2 separate regions of the Homo sapiens genome follow, and region 2 is linked to region 1. Evidence: read pairs that join two places in POLR2A ChIA-PET (ENCODE). Cell type or tissue: OCI-LY7. All regions are shown on one strand.

Region 1 (8,000 bases):
ACTATTTGTCCACACTGTACATACCTGCTCAGTCCATCCCCTGGGAAGTTGCTTTTGCCATAGCTTCCTCTTTAAAAATATTCCTACACCCATGCTGGTTTTGTATCTGTTCAGTTCAAATTTAGATTCATTGGTACTTTTCCACAGTTACATTTCTTGTTCGATTGATGTTTCCTTTTATTTATTCTGAAGTTTTCGATGTAAGACAAACAGGAATACCACCTTCTAAAATTACTACTATCCTACCATCCTCCGATGGAACATTAACGGGAAGCAATATTCTCCAAAGCTATGAAGCATACACTGCCCTAAATTACATTGCAGTCGCTGCCCTGAGCTCACACATTTTTGAATAGAAAGGCTCCCAGGGATCTCTCTGTACTGACTGCATTTACTGCTTTAAAATATTTTTAACCCAGACGCTGAAGTGCCAGCCTTGCAGTTCCTCATGCTAATCCCAGCTTGGGTGGCTGTTCTTAAGGGAAAGCATTCAAAACATTGTAACAGTGCATCAACTTTGACCCTTTTCACTTAAACATGAGACTCTTAAAAAAAAGTTTGAATTCCAGAGGGAATCACTGAACTTTGACCTGCTTAAAATTAGTTTTGTTTTAGTGCCTTCACGGTGACTCAACAGGCCAATTTTCCAGACACTTAAGACGTTTCTGCCCCTGAAGATTTCAGTTCAAGTCTACAGCTATGTTCGCCGGTCAGATCAGAACACTTTGTCCCAGGGTTTCAAGCAACAAATTCCCAGATCTCCATCTCTCTGCCAGATGTTGGCATTACTTGGTATTAAGCTGGATCTAAACACACACACACACACACACACACACACACACACACACACTACACGATAAGAAGACAGACTCTAATATTTTTTTCTTCCACTTAGAGCCTTTTAAGAAACAAAGTTTTCCACTCAAAATTCAGTCATGGGGAAATGTTTATCAGAATTGTATAAACATTACTTACTAGCATAACTCCTACAACACTAAAACTCTTAACTTTCGGTTAGCAGTACTATGACATATTTAAAATATGGTCTTTCTAAATCTATCTTTATCAATGGGGAAAAAACACGCTGGGATTTTGTTTTCTAATCTATTACAGATTTTAGATATTGTTAATGAACAATTATCACATCACAAATGAACAATATCACACTGTTATACTTTCTTTCAGTAGAATTTCAAATATGACGTTTGTTGTCAAAAAGTCATGGCAATTAATAAGTAACATAAATTTACCAAAACACTAAAGGTATAGTGCATGTTCAGTATGATTTAGTCCCCCAAAACTCATCCCCCCTTTAAGAAAACAAAACTTTACAAAAACAAATTAGCCAATTTCATTAATATAAACCAACGTGTTTAAAAAGAACAAAGTACCTATTAGTTTGGAACAAGTCCTACATAAACCCTGTGTTTAAAAATGTTTAGAAAAGTCAAGGATACATGCATTCAAGTAAGAAAAAAAACAACTGGGTAGTATGAAGCCAGAAAACAAAGAAATTTTAACACAGGTAGTTAACCAGGGTAAAATAATTACTATAAACACAAATTAGTCTGTATAAATCACATATCATGTTAAACAAGAAGTCATTATTGTCTCCAACTGTTGAGCTACCTTTATTAAAAGGTGATGTTACAAAAGTGTGTTCCAGAGCTTCATGTTCAAACACTGGTTTACACTTAAATCTATCAACTTTCAAAAAGCTACCAATGATATTCTTAAAATATAGACATTTGATCCCTATTGTAATGCACTAAAGCTGGAAGGCAGACATTACAAAGATGGTACAGGGTCACAAAAACTGACCACAGTAAAATTATCTTTTAATTGTTTGCTCTCCTTATACTCAGAAAAGAAAAACTACTCACCTAAGTCTCTCTGGCAAACATTTCCTTAATTTCCTACATATTTAAGAAGGAACACAATAAAGATGTTCAAAGTGGGAGGAAATGGTGAATTTCTGGATACGTATATTAATTTAGTCCTACTTCATTTTCATTTTACTCATAAGTCATTCAACACATAAACACTGAATGACCGCAGAGTTCTTAAAATAAGAAAACATTTGGAATTCCTTCCAGTTATGTTACATTTCAAGCACATGTAACCATATGCGTTCTTTACTGATGGCTAAGAAAATAATTACTTATAGTTTTGAAAACTGGGTCAATTATTTATATGAAGAGGTGAACTGGAATGAAAATTCCAAGTGCTATGAACTAGTGCCTTCAAATGACATAAAAATTAATATGCATTATGTAAGATGCTAATGAATACACATACTTACAGATCAGACAGTCAATGGCAGTATTTAAATAAAATTATACTGAGATGTTCTCACGTAAGGACCTTATCTGAAGAATCTGCCAACATAGGATTAGCATTGTAGTTACTTAATCCTTTGTTTTAATAATAAAATATACTGCTAATTATGTAAGGTATTTGGCCTTGCATTCCAAAAGACATATTCGCATTTTTCTTTGTATACGTTGTAAAAACTAATGCAAGGTAATGTGACTTTTTTAAACAAACATACCTTGTCATCTAAGTTCAAATGTATTTTACCATGTTAATGGTCACCTTAGAACACTACTCACTTAAAGATCAGCCATTATTCACAGTATTTTTCTCTCCATCTGAAACTGTTTTCTAAGTCTGTGCACACATATGCAAGCACACACACTTCTAAATATCCTCAATGGTGACAAATTTCATAATTTGAAAGTCAATTTTAGCCATTTTCATCATTTCAGAGAGACATTTATAGCCAATTCTGGTGAATTAAAAAAGGATGATGAATCTTGGTATAAAATGCGATTAGAAAGTAATGAGATGGATGTTTTAGTCAGGCTTGCAAATGATTCAAAAGACAATTTCGAGAGAGGAAGTTTTTCCAAAATGTTTTGAACAATGGCATCATTGGAAAAGGGGTTTTGCTTCTCTGGGTGACAATTTTGAAAACAACATTAATATGAATGCATAAATTATAGTGCAATCGTTGTTTTCAAAAATCAAACTCTGTACTTTGCAATCATACCCTGCAAATATTAAATAGAGCAAATCTACATTTTTCCTGTAGATGGCTATGTATGTGTATTCTGAAGCTTCCATTGGGTGAAACTAACCATAAGTTGCATTGCAAAATATCATATATAATATAAACTTAACATAACCCTTTTAATCTTTCAAAAAATATGGCATGCAATTTTTTAAAACCCTATTTTCATTGTCAGATATTTACAACAAGCCCCAGTCTGTAGGCTTCTATAAACTTTTCTCTCCTATAAACAGTCAAAATCTGGCAAGAGCTCACTGTGGGATTATGCACAAAAACTGCAAATTTAAACAAGGTGCGAGCTTATACTTTTTCACACATTATTGTATCATGCTGCACCAGAACACTAATGTATGCACAGTTCCAAAATAGCCTGGGCTATTACTGCACAGCCTTGAAAACTACTAATATCCTGATGAGAGCACCTTTCAAAAGCTGCTCCTTTATTATTGCACTTCGGTAAAAGGTTGCTTTCATTATTTGTATTTTACAATAGAAAATAAACGAAGAAATGTCCATGACATTGCATCATCATTCTAAGGTTTTATTTCTTATTAGACTTTTTGTAGTTACAAAAGTTGTTTCATCAATATGACTATGACAATGGGACTCAATACTATTTAATCGACTCAATTATGGAACAAGTGTGCTATTTTTCCTTAGCTGCCCTACTTTCCTTTAAGTTGCATTTGAATTATTGATGAAATTGCAATAAAGCATTTCTTTGTTACACATAGTTTAGAAGTAAAGAAGGATGTTTCATGGTTAATTTTTAGACTCACAGGGATAAAATAAACACACTTGTTGTCCTTTCAAAGAAAGTCAATAGCATGGTACAAGCTTAAAAGAATGACTTTTCCTTTTTTCCCCTATTGTTTTGAGAACATAACGTGCTGAAACAGTGAACATAAATGTAAAAGGAGAAAATGGTAAGTAAGAGTATAGTATAGAAAATTCTGTTCCAGGTCTTCCTAGGTGATAAAAAAATTTAAACTACGATAAATTTAGGCTCTGCTTTTCCTCAAGTATTTCAAAGACCCATTTAGTCACGTAGCAGGCCACGAAAAACAGTACAGTGAATAGTTTTCAGAATAAGGACAACATTTCTTACTTAGGCTACTAGGATCACTACCTGATGTCCCTTCATTCTTTTTTCCAAACAACAGCCAGAATAATCTTTTTAAATCATAATTTTGAATCTTTTAATTACTCTCCAATGCTTTTATGATTAAAAACCCAAAGGCTTAAGAGGACCTACAAGATTCTATGATATATGACCCCTGCCTCCTCCAACCTCAACCTTCACAGCCTTGGCCCTTCTTTTCTGTGCCCTGGCCACACTGCTCTCTTGATCCCTTAACAGTCCAAGCTTTAGCCCATTGCAGAGATTTGTACGTGCTGTTCTCTATGCTTACTCACCCACAACTTCTCCACCTAGTTGGCCCTTAGTGCTTTTCATACCATAGCCCAAATGGCTCTTCCTCATGAAAGCCTTCTGGGACTTTCAGAATAAAACAGGCTACTCTATGTATCCTTACAGCTGCCTGTACTTTTCCTCGATAATACACTCGATAGCACTTATCACTATACATATTTATAATACAACGTTCTTAGCCCACCTACATTCCCCAAGTCGCCTGAGAAACTAATGTGCTCCATTTCTTCTGCAAAATATACGATAGGCCTACCTGGCACCTGAATGGCAGAAAGACTCCTCTAGTAACCCACACCATCCTGCTCTCACCACTTTAATTGTCTGCTTCATCCCAAGTCTGCTTATGTCATTTGTTATTGTAATCATGAAAATTAACTAAATATGACATAATTAGGGAAATATAAGGGCAAAAATGAATGTTTTATTGACACCAAATTGAATGCTTTGTAAAGACGAAAGGCAAATTGTTTATAAGAACCACTATATTAGTTGTCACCTTCGTAACACTGGGATGAAAATGTTTTAAAACTAGAAAATTCTGCACTTAGATTGCTTGCCAAATGCCTTCAAGGTCTCCTCCATTTTTAATAAATCAAAACTAAGAAGCATTCAATATATATTTTGGTGTGGCTTACCCAAGAAGATAATGAGTCTTCACTCAGGACACCCATACTTAAGTCTGAGTTCTATACCAATTAATTGGCAAATTGATAAACACTGATGAACAATGAAACATTGATAAATTAATAAAGCACACATGTTAAATATACTAAAATGTTTAATGTAAACAGCATTTATTTAAGATTCTATGCATTTGTGATTTTTAAAAGAATGAACAGTCCAGCTACCACTCACAACAACACTGGAGGAGAGAGCATCTCTCTAGTCTATTGGTATGGTCAGCTGACTCACCTCCATCTTCCTCATTAGACTGGAAGCTCCGTAAGGGTAAGGACCAAATCTCTTCTGCTTACCATTGTAACCCCCTTACTCAATTCATGTGTAACCAAAAATGGACTTTCAATAAAAAAGGTTTAAATGAATGAATAAGAAGTTAAGATTAATCAAATACAACGCTGTTTATTTTAAATTACTATGAAGATCAATATGTGGCTGGGCATGGTGGCTCACACCTGTAATCCGAGCACTTCGGGAGGCCGAGGCAGGAGGATCACTTGACATCAGGAGTTCCAGACCAGCCTGGCCAACATGGTGAAACTCCATCTCTACCAAAAAATACAAAAGCTAGCCAGGCATGGTGGTACGCGTGTGTGGTCTCAGCTACTCAGGAGGCTGAGGTGGGAGAATCACTTGGACCCAGGAGGCAGAGTTTGCAGTGAACTGAGATTATGCCACTGCACTCCAGCCTGGGTGACAGAGTGAGACCCTGGCTCAAAAAAGTTTTTAAAAATCAGTATGCAAATGCAAATAGTTATAAAGCAATTAACAACAAGTAAGGATGGAGTTACTTGAACATTTCAAGTCATAATATTCTTTTGAGAGACAGTCTACACTCAATAATGGAAAGATCATTTGTACGTATATTTTTAAAGAATCTTAATTTTATTATTTTAAAGATAGCACACTAGCATAACAAGGTTCTGCCTTTTAACTTATGAACTATATTTAAGATTATGTGATTAGGTTTCCTTAGGGACTGAACCATGATTACCATATCCTTATTAAGACATCTATATACTGGTTCCAAATCCAGCTACCTTTTAATTTTATCCATAATGAAAAGTAATAATAATGCTACCCGAAATGTATTTATCCCCTTTCTTCCAAGAAATTTAAAGCAACCAGTATCTCATGAGCAGGTACTGTTAAATATAAAAACAAGAGAACATAATTGAAATGGATTTTTATTAGCAAAATAAAAGATTTTAATAAGGAAGCTATCTTAAGTTCAGGCACAAGATGACTCTAGGATAATTCTTATAAACTCGTCTGAGTTTTACCAGGAAAGTGCTTATAAATATTTAAAATTCCAAAAAGATGGGTAAGAACTTATTATACATATGGAAGGTATTGTGTTTTCAGTTTTTCTATTGCTGAGATGACACTAATAAAGATATCTTTTCATTATTGCATTTAACTGATCTATACATTGATAAATCTGAAAAAAAGAAACAATGGAAGAACATTCAAAAGCATTCTGGGATATAAGGCAGGATATGGATCATAAATTAGAGCCAGATATACAGAAGGGTAATGGTGTCAGTGTGGCCCCAACCTTTTAGTTAATTGTGGGGAATTGCTAAACAGAAAGAAATGCTAAGTCATTATGACCCTGGCTAATGCAAACACACACACAGATATACACTCACATGCATACACACACACATTCCCTCCATGATTTAAAAAAATATTTTAAAGCATCCCAATTCTATTCTAAAACCTAATTTTTCTTCAGTTCACTTTTTAATACTTGGAGCTCATACTACCTCATTTAAATAGTAGCACATGTCAAACCCATTAAATTGCCAAATTCTGTCTCCAACGCACTTTGTCCCCATTTGGTACATAACTTATGCTTTAGAAATCTAATTCAGTAGTATTTGAAGTGGGTGCAAAAAGAAGAAAAAGTCAACTGGCATGTTAGAAGAAAATATTACAGCTTCTAATTACGTTTCTGATTTTATAGATATTCTTTATTTACTCTTTATCTTATCCCCTTTCTGTGTGTTTACTGTTTAAATAGAGTAATATATTTTTTATTGACGGTTTATATACATGATCAGAAAAATTAGGAGAGCACTGACTTAGACGTCCACCTGGGAACCTGAAAAAACCTAGGACTACCCTTTCTGGCTGATTACCTCTTGTCCACGTACTGAGCAACACTATACCCCGTACATAAAGAGACCCCATCACCACCACCATATGTGTAGGTCCAACAAGCTGTCCTACCTCCAGTTAAAATGTTGCCTTGGTTTCATTCCACAAAGACATTTTCTCCAAAGCCAGAAATTCAAGATGATCTACAAGGTTGTATTTGTTAATCCAATTACTAATAAACTGACATGGGGGCCCTCATTTTCACAACAGGAAGAAGTTAATGTTAATGCTCTCCTCTCTCTTGTTTCACCATTTTGTCACACATAACAGTTTTCCTGTGCTTGAGGAAATGCATTATGGATTGCCTTGTCTAATTTTTAGCTAAATTGACCCTCATAAAATGGACAAGGGGTTTAAAAAGGTTTTCTTCTCAAAAAAAAAAATCGACAGATTTTCAAGTAATACGAATAACGCAAACATAAGTAAACCCAGGAAAATGGCAGAATTGCATCTCATGGACCAATTGCTAGTTCTTTGGCATCCGCATTTTAATAAAAATCTGAGAATTCTAAAAAATAGAGAAGTTATCAGAAAGGTTGTTTGTAGTGGATGCTGTGGTGCGCTGCCCAGCGGCACTTGCTCTCCCAGCTGCCAGGAGTATCGGCTGCTGGAAGCTCCCAGTTCAGTCCCTTTCCAAGAATAGCCCTAGCTTAG
Region 2 (8,000 bases), 390 kb after region 1:
TGGTAGGATCACTTGAGCCCACAAAATCGAAGCTGCAGCGAGCTGTGATTGTGCCATGCCAGCCTGCAATACAGAGCGAGACAGTCTCAAAAAAAAAAAAAAAAAACCAAGAAAAACGAAAATACAAACCCATGACTGTTACACCTTCAGTGTGAAATGTTTGTTGTTGTTGTTGTTGTTGTTGTTGTTGTTGTTGTTGTTGTTGTTTGAGATGGAGTTTCATTCTTGTTGCCCAGGCTGGAGTGCAATGGTGCAATCTCAGCTCACCACAACCTCTGCCTCCCAGGTTCAAGCAATTCTCCTGCCTCAGCTTCCCAAGTAGCTGGGATTACAGGCACGTGCACCATGCCCGGCTAATTTTTTTTATTTTATTTTATTTTATTGTATTGTATTTTTAGTAGAGAAGGGGTTTCCCCATATTGGCCAGGCTGGCCTCGAACTCCTGACCTCAGATGATCTGCCCGCCTCGGCCTCCCAAAGTGCTGAGATTACAGGCATGAACCACCGCTCCCAGCCCGTGAAATGTTAAATATGCCTTTCTCAAATGAAAGTGACCACCTTGACTAATCAGATCATTGTAACTAGGCATTAAGCCTTACACAGAAAGATGTTGAAATTCTGTTAAGCTTCCCTAAACTCTCTCTCTATAAACAATCCCAAACTTCTAAAGTTCAGAACGCTGACTTCCATTCTTTGGGATCCGTGTTTCCCTAGCACTGTCCTTAAACTTTGCACTTGAATAAAGTATCTTTAAACTAGATTCTGACCCTTTTGATTATTTTAGGTTGGCACATCCAACAGAAATGGGGTTCCTGTTTTTTCAGCATTGGAGCTCAGGACGCACCATCCCAAAATATGACCAGAATATGCCACATCAGGATATGCTTATTTGATGTATTTCCAGTTAGTTATTCTGAGACACTGTAGACACAGGAGTAGCTCTGAAAAACTGTCTTTTTGTAAACAAAATTTATATCTATAAAGAAAAAAACTTTGATAAGAATCTCATCAACCAGGGAAGATTTTATCACCAGGGAGAAGATTGGACAGGTAGACCTTGTCACAGGCTATTACCTATTCTTCTGATGGGGGACTCTGAGACAACTTTTATCACCTGAGAGACTTTTTATCTGCATAACAAGACAACCTATGCTTGCTATACACTTCCTCTCCTCACCCTCTTATAACCTGTCACCACCTCCCCTCAATAAGCCCCAAGCCCTGATTCCTTTTCTGTAGCTCAGGAATACTATATAAACTTCAATCATCTGGCCTTTCTTTGAGTCTCATATTTTATGGGACTCCCATGTGTACGCACAAAATAAATTTATGTCTTTTCTCCTATTTATCTTTCTACTGTCAGTTTACTTCATAAACTCAGTTATGAAAAGGGTAAAGAAAGTTTTCTCTCTCCCACATCACTTTCCTCTCCATTCTCCAGCTGCTGTTTCCAGGACCCACGGGGTTAAGTGTGGACCATGAATTAGAGGAAATGGTTAAAAATCTCATTTGTCTGTGACCATTATAATCTGGCACTGGGGGCCCTCTCCTATGGCAAATGCCCAAATTCTGGCTTTCTATTGCATCATGGTCACTTACGGATTCTTCACAACCTCCCCTCCCCCTTGTCCTCACCTCCTGTGGAGACCACTGCCTTGCACAGCCCCACTGCAATGATGCACATTCTGTCTCACCTCTAAGGATTCTCCTTCAACCCCAGCTCTGGCATTATTCCCTACACAGCCTCTGACCCCTGGGGTCTCCTTGCCCCAGCAAGTAGCCTTCTTAGACAGTGTCCTTTTGAGGTGTTTCTATGACACCTTTCCTCAGAGTTCACATAGTTCATGACGTCTTTGCTCTACTAAACTCTGGAACTGCAAACTGCACCCACTGAAGACCCCTCTCTTGACTCTAACCACAGGCAGCACCAGCCAGCCTTGACTGTCCCAGGGCAGAGCTGACACTGCTATGTTCCGTACACCAGTGGCACAAGTCAAGTGTTCGCAAGCTACAGATCCTCTAGGCAAAGCATTTCTCACTTAATTTTTAGTGAATGCCCTGTTGGGGGAATGGGAGAATCACTTTTTTACCTCTTCCAGGGTAAAGAAGTTTCCAGAAATGCCAAGCTCTCCTTGCTTGGCTGACAATTTTTTATTTCCAAATAATCTTATTTCCTTTCTGTTCAATTTCCAGCCTTCTATTAAATATAAATTGGAGATAAGTTAGAGGCTAAAGCTTGCAGAATTAGTTTAGTCATCCTTTAGAAGGTTCTTTAGATGTGTCAAACGTGTTTGGAATTTGGAGGTAGTATCCCTCCATGCTCCGCACTGAAGCCTCAGTGGAACAGGGCCCTTTTTTTTTTTTTTTTTTTTTTGAGATAGAGTCTTGCTCTGTCACCCAGGTTGGAGTACAATGGCACACAATCTCAGCTCACTACAACCTCCACCTCCCAGGTTCTGGTGATTCTCCTGTCTCAGCCTCCCAAGTAGCTGGGACTACAGGAGCCCACCACCACGCCTGGCTAAGTTTTTGTATTTTTAGTAGAGACAGGGTTTCATCATGTTGGCCAGACTGGTCTTGAGCTCCTGACCTCAGGTGATCCACTCCCCGCTCAGCCTTCCAAAGTGCTGGGATTACAGGTGTGAGCCACTGCACCTGGCCCAGGATGCTATTTTTTTAAAGGATTAATCAGAAGAAATATGAAGAGTAAAATTTTAAAATTCAGGGGAAAGGCTGAAAGATAACATTGATGAGATCTTTCTCCCACCTCAAAAATTGGACACTAGGAGAGAAAAATTAAATTAGAAGATCAAACAAGGAGGTCTAATGTCAAACAAATAGAAGTTTAAGAATGAGAAAAGAGGGAAAGCAGAGGAGACGAAATCATCAAAGATATAGGAAAGGAAAATTTTCTAGGATGAATGACTAAGGACCCATGTTATGATAAAGCTCCCCAAATTAGCAATAAAAAGAGACCCTGAATACCTCAAGGAACAAAAAACAGGTTACACATAAAAAGGACCTGAAATACGAGCCCCTTTGGACTTCCTATCAGTAACACAGGAAACTAGACAACAGAAAAGCAATTCCCTTAAAATTCTGACGAAAAATCATTTCTAACCTAGGATATTATTCAAAATCAAGTATTAACCTAGAGCAAAAGTAGAACAAAAAGTCAGGCATGTAAGGAATCAAAACATCTACCTCTGATGCACTCTTTATCTAAAAACAACTAGAGCATACGTGCAACACAAATGAGGAAGTAAAGTAAAAAGGAGAACGCCACACGATTCAGAAAACCGGGGATGTAACACAGAGAGAGGGTAAAAGATGCCAAGAGGAAGTCTTAGGCAGGCAGCTGTGCAGCTGGCTCAGAGAGAAACCAGCACAAATTAGTGCAAGAATGAGAATGGTAGCAGAAAGAGTACAGAGACAAAAAAGAAAATGAACTGTCAGATACATTTAACCTAAGTAAAATTACATTGAGAGGCTGTCAGGAAGTTGGGAATTGGAAAGAATTCATAATAAATATATAGTAAGGTAAGTAAATAAAAGGAAATAATGCAAGAATTAACTGCAGGAAAAACAAAATGAGGTATAAGGGGAAAAAAATGTAACCATAGTACACTACTTGACTCACCAGTGACTTTTAAAAATGGAATTCCATCTACTACTCAAAACCTCTCAGGGGCATTTCACCACACTTAGAATAAAATCCACACTTACCAGGACTAAGGAACTTCAATGATGTGGCTCCACTCCTGAAATCTCCCCTCTCAGATTATGCTCTGGGAAGTTTCATTTGCTGTTCCATATGCATGGGACACTCTTACCTCCAGACCATGGTACTCAGGTGTCAGCTGAAAGTTCACCTTTTCTGTGAAGCTTTCCCTGACCAGTCAGTATAAATTTGTACCAGCTTTCTCTCAGTTCTGTCACTACTGCATCATTTCATTTTATTCATATTGCATCACTGACTGAAAATATTTGATATGTTACTATATGAGGATAAATTGTAATAATATTAGTTAATACTTACAGTACTTACATAGTACTTATTTCAGACCAGACCCTGTTATAAGTGCTTTATATTTGTTTTTGGATCTTTGTTGCAGACTGTCTCCTTCTATCGCACAGGCTGGAGTGCAGTGGCACAATCTTAACTCACTGCAACCTCCACCTCCTGGGTTCAAGTGATTCTCCTGCCTCAGCCTCCTGAGTAGCTGGGATTACAGGTGTGTGCCACCATGCCTGGTTAATTTTTTTGGTTTTTTTGTTTTGTTTTGAGATGGAGTCTCGCTCCGTCGCCCAGGCTGGAGTGCAGTGGCGCAACCTCGGCTCACTGCAACTTCTGCCTCCCAGGTTCAAGTGATTCTCCTGCCTCAGCCTCCCGAGTAGCTGGGACTACAGGTGCCCACCACCACACTTGGCTAATTTTTGTATTTTTAGTAGAGACGGGGATTCACCATATTGGCCAGGCTGGTCTCAAACTCCTGACCTTGTGATCCACCCGCCTCGGCCTCCCAAAGTGCTGGGATTACAAGCATGAGCCACCACGCCTGGCCTTTTTTTTTTTTTTTTTTTTTTTTTTTTTTTGTATTTTAAGCAGAGATGAGGTTTCGCTATGTTGGCCAGGCAGGTCTCAGGCTTCTAACCTCAAGTAACCCTCGGGCCTCAGCCTCCCAATGTGCCGAGATTACAGGTGTGCACCACTGTGCCTGGCAACATGTTATTTTATTTAATCCTCACATCATCCATGAGAGGTGGGTTGTACTAATACCACCATTTCATAAACAAAAAAACTGAGGCACAGTTTAATAACTTGCTGGTGGTCACTCAATAGCAAAGCTGGGGCTCACACACCTGCAGTCCAGTCCCAGTTTGTGCTCATAACCATGTGTTATATGGCCTTTCCCTGCAAGTTGCAGGAGAGCTGCAACTTTACCTGCTCTTCACCCTCTGATATGGTTTGGTTTGGCTCTGTGTCCCTACTCAAACCTCATGTGGAATTTTAATCCCCTCACGCCAGGGGAGGAACCTGGTCGAAGGTGATTGGATCTTGGGGGTGAATAGTGAGTGAGTTCTCACTTAAGTGGCTATGTTTTCTGGGGTATATACCCCAGGTTCATCCTCTCATGCCGGGAAAATTCAGAACAGACACACACAGGGAGTTTAGGAGCACAGGTTAATAGGCAGAAGAAGGAGAAAGGAAAACAGCCCTCTCTCTAATGAGAGAGAGGGGACTTCTGAGAGGAAACACCGGCGGGTGGCGAATGCACCAGATTTTATAGTCAGGCTTGAGGAGGTGGTGTCTGATTTACATAGGGCTCACAGATTGGTTCAATCAGGTATGATGTTCACATAGCGCACTGGGAAGGCTGGTCACCCCACCCTAATCTTATTATGCACATGAATTCTCCTCTTGGCCGGCACCAGCTTGTCTGCTCCTTACTGTACACTTGGCTGGCAGAGAAGGGAAAATGGAGCCGCCATCTTAACGTGTCTGGTTCCTAGTTTCTGCCGGCATTCACCCGTGCAAGCTCCCAGCTTGCTTGTCTATGTGTGGGGCTGCTTTTCATTTAAAAGAAAAGCCTTACCAAGGACTCCCGTACCCTCACTATCTACCTAAGTGATTTCTTCTTAACTCCTATATCATCATAAGATCTGATGGTTTAAAAGTGTGGCACTTCTCCCTTCTCACTGTGTCTCCTGCCACCATGTAAGATGTGCCTTGCTTCCTCTTCACCTTCTGCCATGATTGTAAGTTTCCTGAGGCCTTTCTGGCCATGATGAACTGTAATTCAGTTAAACCTCTTTTCTTTATAAATCACCCAGTCTCAGGTAGTTCTTTATAGCAGTGTGAAAACGGACTAATACACCCTCACAGCCTCAAGACCTTGAGCAGTGTCTGATGCTTACATAATGAGTACTCCTCAAATATTTGTTCAATAAATGCATTATAAGAATCTCAGTTATCCTGAGGCAAGAGAAAAGAAGAGGGTACAAACTTTTCTTTTTATTTTTTTGAGACAGAGTTTAACTCTTGTCACCCAGGCTGGAGTGCAGTGGTGCGATCTTGGCTCACTGCAACCTCTGCTCCCAGGTTCAAGCAATTTTCCTGCCTCAGCCTCCCAAGTAGCTGGGACTATAGGTGCACACCACCACGCCCAGCTAATTTTTGTATTTTTAGTAGAGACAGGGTTTCACCATATTGGCCAGGCTGGTCTCGAACTCCTGACCTCAGGTGATCCACCTGTTTCAGCCTCCCAAAGTGCTGGGATTACAGGGGGATACAAATTTTTCCTCCTTGGCTATCAGTTGTACCACTTGCCACATCTCAGTTTTTTCCACATTTTGATACCAGCTGCTCTGGTTCTTCCAGTTTTAGGGTCTCTTGATCAAGATATTGTGGTTTCCTCTCTAGAAACAGGCTCCATAACATTCTTCTTCTTCTCTCTCTCTCTAATTAAGCTATTGCTGTATTAGCACTTGTAAGCTACCCAGTGACTGCAGGACATGACTGCCTCACCTTCTAGTCTGTGCCCAAGGTGAAATGGATGTGGTAGTGATTCTTCCACAGACCAAGTGGATCCAGTGAGTTGCCTATAGGACATCCAGAAGACTCACTGACGGAGTGTTGTGGGAAAGAGCAGAAAGCTAGAAACCACCTCTCATTGGATCTTTAGTCCAGAGAGGAATCCAGCACGCAAAATGCAGAAAAATATGATTTGTCCTCACGTGGACATGAAGCCAAGGCATTCTGGAGAGAGTCAGGGATATGGTCAGAGAGCTTAGGTGGCCAGGAAAGAGAGCTCTACATGTGTTTCCACTTATGGAATCAAGGAACTCAATACAAAGTCCCAACAGAATCAACTCATTCCTCTCTATTTTCCCATACCCCGTCAGACCCCTAGTCCAAGTCACCATCATCTCTTCCCTGCATCCCTGCCACAGCCCCTAACCTACGCCACAAGGAACTCACCCTTGGCTTCCTCTCCAGAGCACACTTTCCTGACAATGAATCTTCTAATTCTAGCATCTTTTACAAACCAGGTATCCTGAGAATTTCCCAAGTCATCATGTCTTTGTTCCTTTTTCTTAACAGTTCCTACCTCAATTTATCCCTTTTTCTCGGGCATTTTACTATAAAACAGCAAGAGAAAACCAGGCTACACCTTCAATACTTTACTTGGAAAGCTAAGCCAAATATCCAAGTTCAAACAAATTCTGCTTCCCATATAACTGTAAGACACAATTCCACAGTTTCATTCCACTGTATGACAAGGATCTTTTTCCTCCAGTTTCCCTAAACATGGTCCTCATTTCTTTCTCAGCCCTCACCAACAACACATTATGAAAACCTACACTTCTGCCAACCTTCTACAATGACTTTGATATTCTCTAAAATGAAACACATTTTCTTTACCATGCTCTTCACTTCCAAGTCCTCACCAGCAGCGCCTTTAACATCCCTACTTCTACTAACAGTCTTTCTAAGGCAAGCTAGGCTTTTCCTATCATGCTTCTCAAAATTCTTCCACATGCTGCCCAACACCCAATTCAAAAGCCACTTCCACATTGTTTAGGTATCTGTTACAGTAGCACACCATTTCCAGGTACCAAAATCTGTATTCGTGTACTACTGCTGTTGTAACAGATGACTGCAGACTTTGTGGCCTGAAATTATACAAAATTATTCTTTTTTTCTGACGAAGTCTCACGCTGTAGCCCAGGCTGGAGTGCAGTGGCACAATCTTAGCTTACTGCAATCTCTACCTCCCGGGTTCAAGTGATTCTCCTGCCCCAGCTTCCCAAGTAGTTGGGTCTATAGGCGTGCACCACCACACCTGGCTAATTTTTGTATATTTAGTACATACAGGGTTTCACCATGTTGGCCAGGCTAGTCTCAAACTCCTGACCTCAAGTGATCCACCCACCTTGGCCTCCCAAAGTGCTGGAATTACAGGCATGAGCCCAGCCTCAAAACTACACAAAATTAT

What was found. ChIA-PET counts read pairs that join two places held together with the same protein. Peaks named below come from ENCODE experiments on the same cell type or tissue, not always from the same donor. Only the 100,000 strongest peaks of a DNase experiment are listed, where the experiment ranks them.
Region 2: POLR2A ChIA-PET joins it to region 1 with 12 read pairs; 2 of 35 experiments call an interaction of 5 or more read pairs at or near these places.

Annotation. Positions count from the first base shown.
Region 1 is chr12:24,537,789-24,545,788 of GRCh38, forward strand. It overlaps a transcript of SOX5 not described here. Among named protein-coding and RNA genes, the nearest start is that of LINC00477, 42 kb to the right of the region's middle. In OCI-LY7, no CTCF peak of the experiment used is centred here; no DNase peak of the experiment used is centred here.
Region 2 is chr12:24,928,545-24,936,544 of GRCh38, forward strand. All of the region lies in intron 1 of BCAT1 (branched chain amino acid transaminase 1), which reads right to left. Among named protein-coding and RNA genes, the nearest start is that of BCAT1, 17 kb to the right of the region's middle. RefSeq lists an enhancer at 3,020-3,209. In OCI-LY7, no CTCF peak of the experiment used is centred here; a DNase peak (open chromatin) is centred at 3,327; H3K4me3 peaks cover 1,232 bases; H3K27ac peaks cover 1,415 bases.